Regions from separate parts of the Homo sapiens genome. Here regions 1 and 3 are each linked to region 2. Evidence: chromatin loops called from intact Hi-C (ENCODE). Cell type or tissue: heart right ventricle. All regions are shown on one strand.

Evidence for each region. A loop is a pair of places that touch in the nucleus more often than their neighbours do. Peaks named below come from ENCODE experiments on the same cell type or tissue, not always from the same donor. Only the 100,000 strongest peaks of a DNase experiment are listed, where the experiment ranks them.
Region 1: a loop joins it to region 2, with 2.1 times the contacts of the local background. A loop is called at or near these places in 4 of 110 quality-filtered maps.
Region 3: it touches region 2 in a loop (4-fold over the local background); 2 of 110 quality-filtered maps call a loop at or near these places.

What each region holds. Positions count from the first base shown.
Region 1 is chr5:57,905,447-57,907,946 of GRCh38, reverse strand. No RefSeq gene overlaps it. Among named protein-coding and RNA genes, the nearest start is that of LINC02225, 7.5 kb to the right of the region's middle. In heart right ventricle, no CTCF peak of the experiment used is centred here; a DNase peak (open chromatin) is centred at 1,146.
Region 2 is chr5:58,070,668-58,073,167 of GRCh38, reverse strand. No RefSeq gene overlaps it. Among named protein-coding and RNA genes, the nearest start is that of LINC02101, 50 kb to the left of the region's middle. In heart right ventricle, no CTCF peak of the experiment used is centred here; a DNase peak (open chromatin) is centred at 1,407; H3K4me3 peaks cover 433 bases; H3K27ac peaks cover 2,500 bases.
Region 3 is chr5:57,843,227-57,845,726 of GRCh38, reverse strand. No RefSeq gene overlaps it. Among named protein-coding and RNA genes, the nearest start is that of LINC02225, 55 kb to the left of the region's middle. RefSeq lists an enhancer at 1-94. In heart right ventricle, no CTCF peak of the experiment used is centred here; a DNase peak (open chromatin) is centred at 1,066; H3K27ac peaks cover 2,091 bases.

The sequences.
Region 1 (2,500 bases), 170 kb after region 2:
CTCTTATTCTTTCAAAATTTCTACTTTGGCATAAGGCCTTGGTGGTCATTCCTAAATACTTAAATACAAAAATTTACCATCGTGTAATCACAAAGATATCCAATGAGACAAAGAAAGAAAATGATGAGAGTGTTTTATCAATATGCTTATCTATCTGTCCCCTTCAGCCTCCATTCCCCTTTTGTTTACGAGCTCCTATCAGAGTTTAGTATTCATTTTGGTACTTAACATTCTCTATGGTTAGTAACTCCAACATCATAGAATAGTCAAGCTATTAAGCAAACAAAACTCTGCCCTTAATTTCACCATTTAAACTCGAATATGAGCTTGTTCATGGTGTTTTTGTTGGACCTTATTATCTCCATTGCAAGGAAAGAACTCCATCTATTCCTCATACTTTATTTCTCTCTACTCCTTTGTAATCAGTAAAATTCTTAAGACATGGTTATTCACTTAAATATTACATATGAAATGATTCCCATGAACCCCACAGCACTTTTTTTCTGCTGAAATTGGTTTTATTTATGCAGAGAAGGCTAAAAATTGTTATAATAATGACTGAAAAGTTCCATACACATTTTCATAGCCAAAAGTCTAGACAATGGCCATCCAAGAATCTGAAAATCTGTTATTAGATTAGTAATGAGTGAGGTCAAATATTTTTCTACTTAGGCTTTACGTCTAGGAAGACCATTTGGACCCATAATTTCCAGAGTCATTTATTTGTCTGACTGCTCAGAATGAAAGAAGAATTATCACATATCTATCTAAAACAACAACAACAAAAACGCTGCTCTTTGATTAAAATTCACATTACCCATTATGCAACAGTTAAGAATGGGGTGTATCCACAAATATAACCATTTAAAAGTCCGCCCTAAGAAACAGATTTAAACTTCATGGCCAAGTCCCCATAATGCTTTGGTTTTTGCAAATTTGGCAAGTTCAAGGAGTTCACGGGAGTGCTGTAATGCCAATGTGATTTATTTAATAAAGATGAGACCTGTCATTACCCAGGGATGCGCTGTGCTGTGGGTGTGGGGAGGAAAAAGCAGAGCTGCCTTGTCCTGGGAAGCAGAGTCAGCAGTGTTGTGTGTGTTTGTTGGACATCTTCATTGTGGCCTTGGCAGAGCCCAGTTGTCTAGTGACAAATACGGGACCCAGGCTGGATCCTGGCCCACATTTTGGGGATCGTTTGGACCAACTTGCCCAGACTGCTTTCAAACAATCTTACAGGCTTGGCCGTCATCATTGTTCTGACTGCCGTTTGCTGATACTCAGCCCAGGAATGAAATCGAGTTCCTGCCCTCTAAGAGGCCCTTTAGAAATGCCAAAGTTTTGGCATACTGCAAAATAAAGAGGTAACTCTCTCAGAAATCCCTGTAATCTCTGGAGACAAAAACCAATAACGAAGTTTGAGGAAAATAAAGAAGAAGAAAAAAACCTATAATAGGAAAAGGAAAAAATATCATTTTGACTAAAAATACTCAAGGATAAGTATGATAGATTAGAGATGGCCACAAATTTTGGAAAGATGGAATTTATTTCTCTTCCCTTTGAATCTAGGCTAGTCTTGTGATAAATCTGACCAAAGCTTTCCATTTTATAGAAAGCCCAATCTAGTCACATAAAAGGATGGTGTGGAGAAAGAGATGTCCTAGCGTCCAGATGTCCCCTCCAATCATCAGGTATCTGAGTAAGCCATTTAGAAGCTCTAGGCTCAGCTACCACCCCACTGCATCTGCGTGAAAGACTCCTAACAACAAACCCGCACGTTGTGCACATGTACCCTAGAACTTAAAGTATAATAAAAAAAAAAAAAAAAAAAAAGAAAGACCCCTAACAAGACTAGCAGAACGCTTTTTTAATGTTTTTTTTTTTTTTTTTTTGAGACGGAATCTCACTCTGTCACCCAGGCTGGAGTGCAGTGGCGCGATCTTGGCTCACTGCAACCTCTGCCTCCCGGGTTCAAGTGATTCTCCTGCCTCAGCCTCCCAAGTAGCTGAGACTACAGGGGCGTGCCACCATGTCTGGCTACTGTTTTGTATTTTTTAGTAGAGACGGGGTTTCACCATGTTAGCCAGGATGGTCTCAATCTTCTGACCTCGTGATCTGCCCTCCTTGGCCTCCCAAAGTGCTGAGATTACAGGCATGAGCCACCGCGCCTGGCCTAAAATAATTTCTTTATATGCCACTACATTTAGGCATGGCTTTTTATGGAACAATAGATAGCTGAAACAGCTATTAGTAGCATTCTTGACAAAGATTTTTCTCCATCTTCGCATAGACACACTACTGAGTTTATTACGATGAATTGAGCCAAGCCTATAAATGACAAGGCCTGAAAAAAAAAAAGAAGTCATGAGTCCAATAATTCCCTAGACTTAAAGAACTTCAATGTCTAGCCAATGACCCCTTTTTGGTTAATAGTCAACATGAGTATCTTGTTTATTGGTCTAGGCATGAAACACAACCTGAATTTGCAAAAGAATAATTTTAG
Region 2 (2,500 bases):
AGGTAGAATGGAGTTGTTTCGTTTTAATACAGAAAAGCTCAATGGAAGTTTTATAATCTTTTAAGCGCACAATAGGGAATTACATCAAGATTATTGGAAACGTCTTGGCAAATGCCTTTGAACTGCTAGAACATAGCTCATGTTTTCAAATGTATATGTGTATAAATACATGCTTTTTAAAATTAAAATATATTTGAGTCAATGACCAGACTGAGATTCCCAATATGCAAATTTATAATTAAAGAGATTTTGTTTTCTGTTCTTTGGGGATTGGGATATCAGTCATTGCAATGAGCAATTGTGTCCTTATAGCTTTGGGTTTTTACTATTTGCTTATGAAAAACTCCACAAGAATTATTGGCTCAACATTATGACTTCCTTGGCAGCCCCTGCTTCACGCAGTTGTGTTGCTTTTCTGTAAGGTTGTAGCATTTTCCACTTGCAGTATTCTTCTTACTTTCACTTTGTTGGTTATCACAGCCCACAACTGCTGCTAAATGCCATTTTCCTTCCAATGAAGGGCCAGTTATAGTGGATAATACATGTGCTCCCTGAGGCTTTAATTAAGTTAGCGTCTGTGTCAACCTAAGCATGTGACAGTTCATGAAAGGAACTCTGGATATTAAACAGCATGGAGCTATTTGAAGAGTGAAATATATCGTGTGTGAAGAACAAAAGAATCTGCAGGAGGTTTCAAAGCAGTGAAGCTGGAGTCTTACAGCATTCTGCGTTAGCTGCTGCATTCTTTTGAGGAAGCTCTTGTTCTTCTTCCACTAGGTGATTGACACCTGGGACGGGGTGTCCTCTGTCGTTATTACTAACATGACTATATAACATAAGGAAAACTATACTGAATCCTGCTGAGGGCATTTTCAGGCCAGGCCTAATTCTCACAGATGATAAGCTGCATTAGCCCAAAGTGGCCGACCTGCTTGGAAAGAAACTATTTTATCTATTTAGATTGCTCTGGAAATAACAATGGGGCCATCATATTTCAAAGATGAGCAATGTTATTTATCCCATATTCATTGTAAAATGTTTTCTTACGTAAAAGTGGGAATTCATTGACCAGATTTTCAACTCCCTCAAAAAAGATAAAAGGCCAATAGAAAAACACCTCGATAATCTAGCTCCACAACAAATGCTCCGAGAATCCTACTTGTCTGGCTAAAATTTCTCTGAAGATCTCTCATTTCTGCTCTCAGAAGCACAACATGCAACCTGGTTATTGCTATATTTACCCTTGTTTTCTCATAGGATGCTCTCACAGGCAGAGTGGGAGCTAAATTGGGCTCTGATAGGGTTTCCTCATCCTGAACCCATTTTCTGAGCACGCTGCATTCATAAATAGCCTGCCAGGCTTTGGGCTTCTGAGGTCACCGTGCTTCACACAATTGTTCTCTGCAGGACTACGTGAAAGACAGTGCCTGGGCTGAGGCCTGCAGTTCCTGGAAGCTGGGTTTCTCAGCATTGAAGGGCTATCTCTCCTCAAAGAAAAGCACAGCCCTGCTGTGGAGGGCGACCTTGGTCATTGTTCTTGGGGCCTGTGACTTCAGAAGTGGAGGTTGCTCCTGAAATGATAGGACCAACCTCTAACCTGATACCATCTGGCTCTCAGGACACCTATATAAATAGCAAATTGATAGCTGTAATAGAATAAATGCTTTGTAAACTCTCCTGTACTTAAAAGGAATGCAAATGAAGGTATGATCTGAATACTTTTCCCTCCTGCTTCCTTGACACCCTTCAGGCTTAATCCTATCAGACGTCAGAAAGAGTAAGCTGATAAATGTAGTGACTTGCCATTAATCAATTAGAGGAAGATGTTTTGTAGATACATGCAGAAGGTGAAAAAAATCTAATAATTAGCAGTTTGACCAAGAGGTTTAAGAAGGTAGTATGAGGGAAACAATAAAGAAGAGCATTAGGAATTTGCTGCTAATTTATTGATATAAATATATTATGTTGCCATGTAGCTATAGGTAGATATAATATACAGCTGCAATTAGGAGATCACGGTTCAGTTATCACTATCACATTAGTTTTTTTCCCATTGGCTTTTCTCTTATTTTTAATGACTTACTGCAGTTTATATAAAGTCCATGAAAATTTCCTAAACTAAACATCCTGATAGTTTTCATTTATTTTCAAGGTTGCTGTAAAGTTGAAAAGCAAAAACAAAACAAATGAGTTCATTACTTTTCTCCAAAGCTCAGTAATTTATGGCAACCTGCAAGCTTTAGGGAACGTCACCTTTTGAGATAGAGCGGAGAGGTAGTAAAAACTGAAGATTCAATAAACAACTTACTTTTAAAATGTGTTCAAATATATTTTGGAGCCATCTTTATAGGGAAGTGCATGAAGACTTTTCAGGCTGTGAAGTACTTGAATGATTATCATTAAATATCTTAGACATATGATGTGATTTAAGGTACTATAATGAACTAGTCTATACCTAATATTCTGAACAAGGAATAAACCATCTCTGTGGTTATTGTTC
Region 3 (2,500 bases), 230 kb after region 2:
GATCAAGACCATCCTGGCTAACACGGTGAAACCCCATCTCTACTAAAAATACAAAATATTAGCCGGGCGTGGTGGCACGCGCCTGTAGTCCCAGCTACTCAGGAGGCTGAGGCGGGAGAATAGCGTGAACCCGGGAGGCGGATGTTGCTTAGTGAGCCAAGATCGCGCCACTGCACTCCAGCCTGAGCGGCAGAGCAAGACTCTGTCTCAAAAAAAAAAAAAAGGAATAATTCAAATCTCACTTAATCGTGTCCTTAATCTCACATCATCATGAGTTGATGTCCTTTCAAGGCTCTTCGGTTTCTCCTCCCATTTGTCCTTTGTGCTCTCACTGAGTACTCTTTCACTCTCCAGACCTGCTCATGGTGGCATCCAGAAGCCTCTTTAGAGTGACAGCTTTGGTGCCCCCGCCATGCCCTCCATGACAACCCTCATGCCTGGGTGCCTCCTTCTGAAGTCTACAAAGTGAACAACACTTAAGTAGCTAACACCACTCTGTGTCCCCTGAAGTCTTGCAAACACTCAAGCTGAATCATGCAGTGAGTTGTGGGAAATGAGCCAGAGAGGAAGGCAGGGACCAGAGACAAGAGCTTTTCCGCCATGCTAAAAACTTGGACTTAGCCTGTAGTTAGCAGGGGGTCATATCAAGGTTTAAGCAGGGACTTGACATATATATTTGTGTTTCAACAAAAATCACTCTAGCTGAAGTATAGAGAATGAGTTGGAGGAAGACTGAGATTGTTGAATCAAAAAGAAAGGTTAAAAAGATTCTGTAGTGGTGCAAGAAAGAGATGGTGGAGACCTCAAATGAAGCCATTGCCATGTTTCTGTGCTGTCTGGAAGGGGGACTGATTTCTCTGGACTATCTTTACTGGGTTTCTATGTCAGGTAGTTTTTTATTAGATTTGGCCAGCGGTATTTACTGGAAGGAGATTGGGAAGAAAGAAGAAAAAAAATCAACGCATTTCATCCTCTGTCTAGGCCTCAGGTGACACCTCCAGCAGCCATTGTATTCTCTTCTTGCCTCTAGCTGCCTCCCTGCACATATGCCACAGTTCTGGCTTCTGCCCAAGGATCCCACCCCTGGGCTCTGGGAACCCCATTTCCTCCCTTTGTTTCTCCAGCCCGGAGTTGATTGTAGCTTCCTGCTGTTACTAACATTGAGTTGTCTCATTGTCTCCTATTTGGCTTCTCACCTTTTCCATCACCTGTACAACAATCTGCTCTATAAATTCTCTCTTTTAAAATATTTGAAGAGATTTTTCATTTCCTGGTTGGACCCTGACTGACACAGGAGGGGATGCATTTGAGAAATATTAGAATGACTCTATTAGAAGGCAGAGTCATTGGAACTTTGTGGAGATAAACCTTACTCCCTAACTAAAGTTGGCCTCACTCTTTTGCAAATTACTGAACTGAAGTGTGTTGTTTTGATTCCTCATCTACCTGGCTTCTCCCTCTTCCATAGGAAGTTATTTGCCGTATTGGAGAGACTGTCAGTTCTTAAATTCTTTTTTAAAATACTCAAAAACGCCGCCCGTGTGAGCCAGAGAAGTCTCTGTGGGTGCTTGATTTCCACAGGAACCATTCATGGTCTAGGTCTCCCAGGCTTCAGACTGGCAGCTTCCACAGAATGAGCGAAACCCTGCAGGACAGGGCCAAATCTGATGGCCCAGGTATCAGTACTGGATTAAGAATACACCACTTAAAGATCCAAAGGAGCAAAGTTGTTAAGATACTATTTTATTGGGTGGAATCAGGACAAGGGCTACCAGTTTCTACTGAACAGGAAAAGGGCAAGGAAATGATGCTGAGTACATTGATATACAGGTTAAAGAGGATGGTGTTGCAAAAATGTATGATCTGCGTGGCCTGACCAGGTAAGAGGCCAAGAAACAAATGGGCACAGATGCCCTGTGAGATGCTGAAGATGCTGCCGTGCTGCCTGCCTGAGTAGCAGAGAGAACGTGCCAAAGAGGAGTTGCCTTTTCTAGAGAACTGTTTAGTTTGCAACTAATACATGCTTAATGGGGGTTGATCAGTCTAGCAGATATTTTCTTTTCGTTTCTTTTTTGATTAAGTAAATTTTTAATTTCAGAAGAGTTTTAGATTTACAGAAAAGTTACAAAGATATTATAATACAGAGAACCCCTGTGTATTCCTTACCCATTTTCCCCTGTTGTTAACATCTTACAATTGTATATTTGTCACAACTGAGAAACCGATATTGATGCATTATGCCTCACTTTATGTGAATTGCACTAGCGTTTCCTTCATAGCCATTTTTTCCCAGGATCCCACTACTTTACATTTAGAGGCATTTTATGTTTATTTTCAATCTACCTTAATTTTTAAAGAGAAAAATATTTGCTCACATTTATTAAAGGAGTACTCAAATAAATCCCCAAAATGTATTAATATTATTTTAAACTGTAGTACACTTTCTCCAGGCAGATCAAGCTAAATTCTCTTGTGTATAAGAGTGTACTTAGAGTGCACA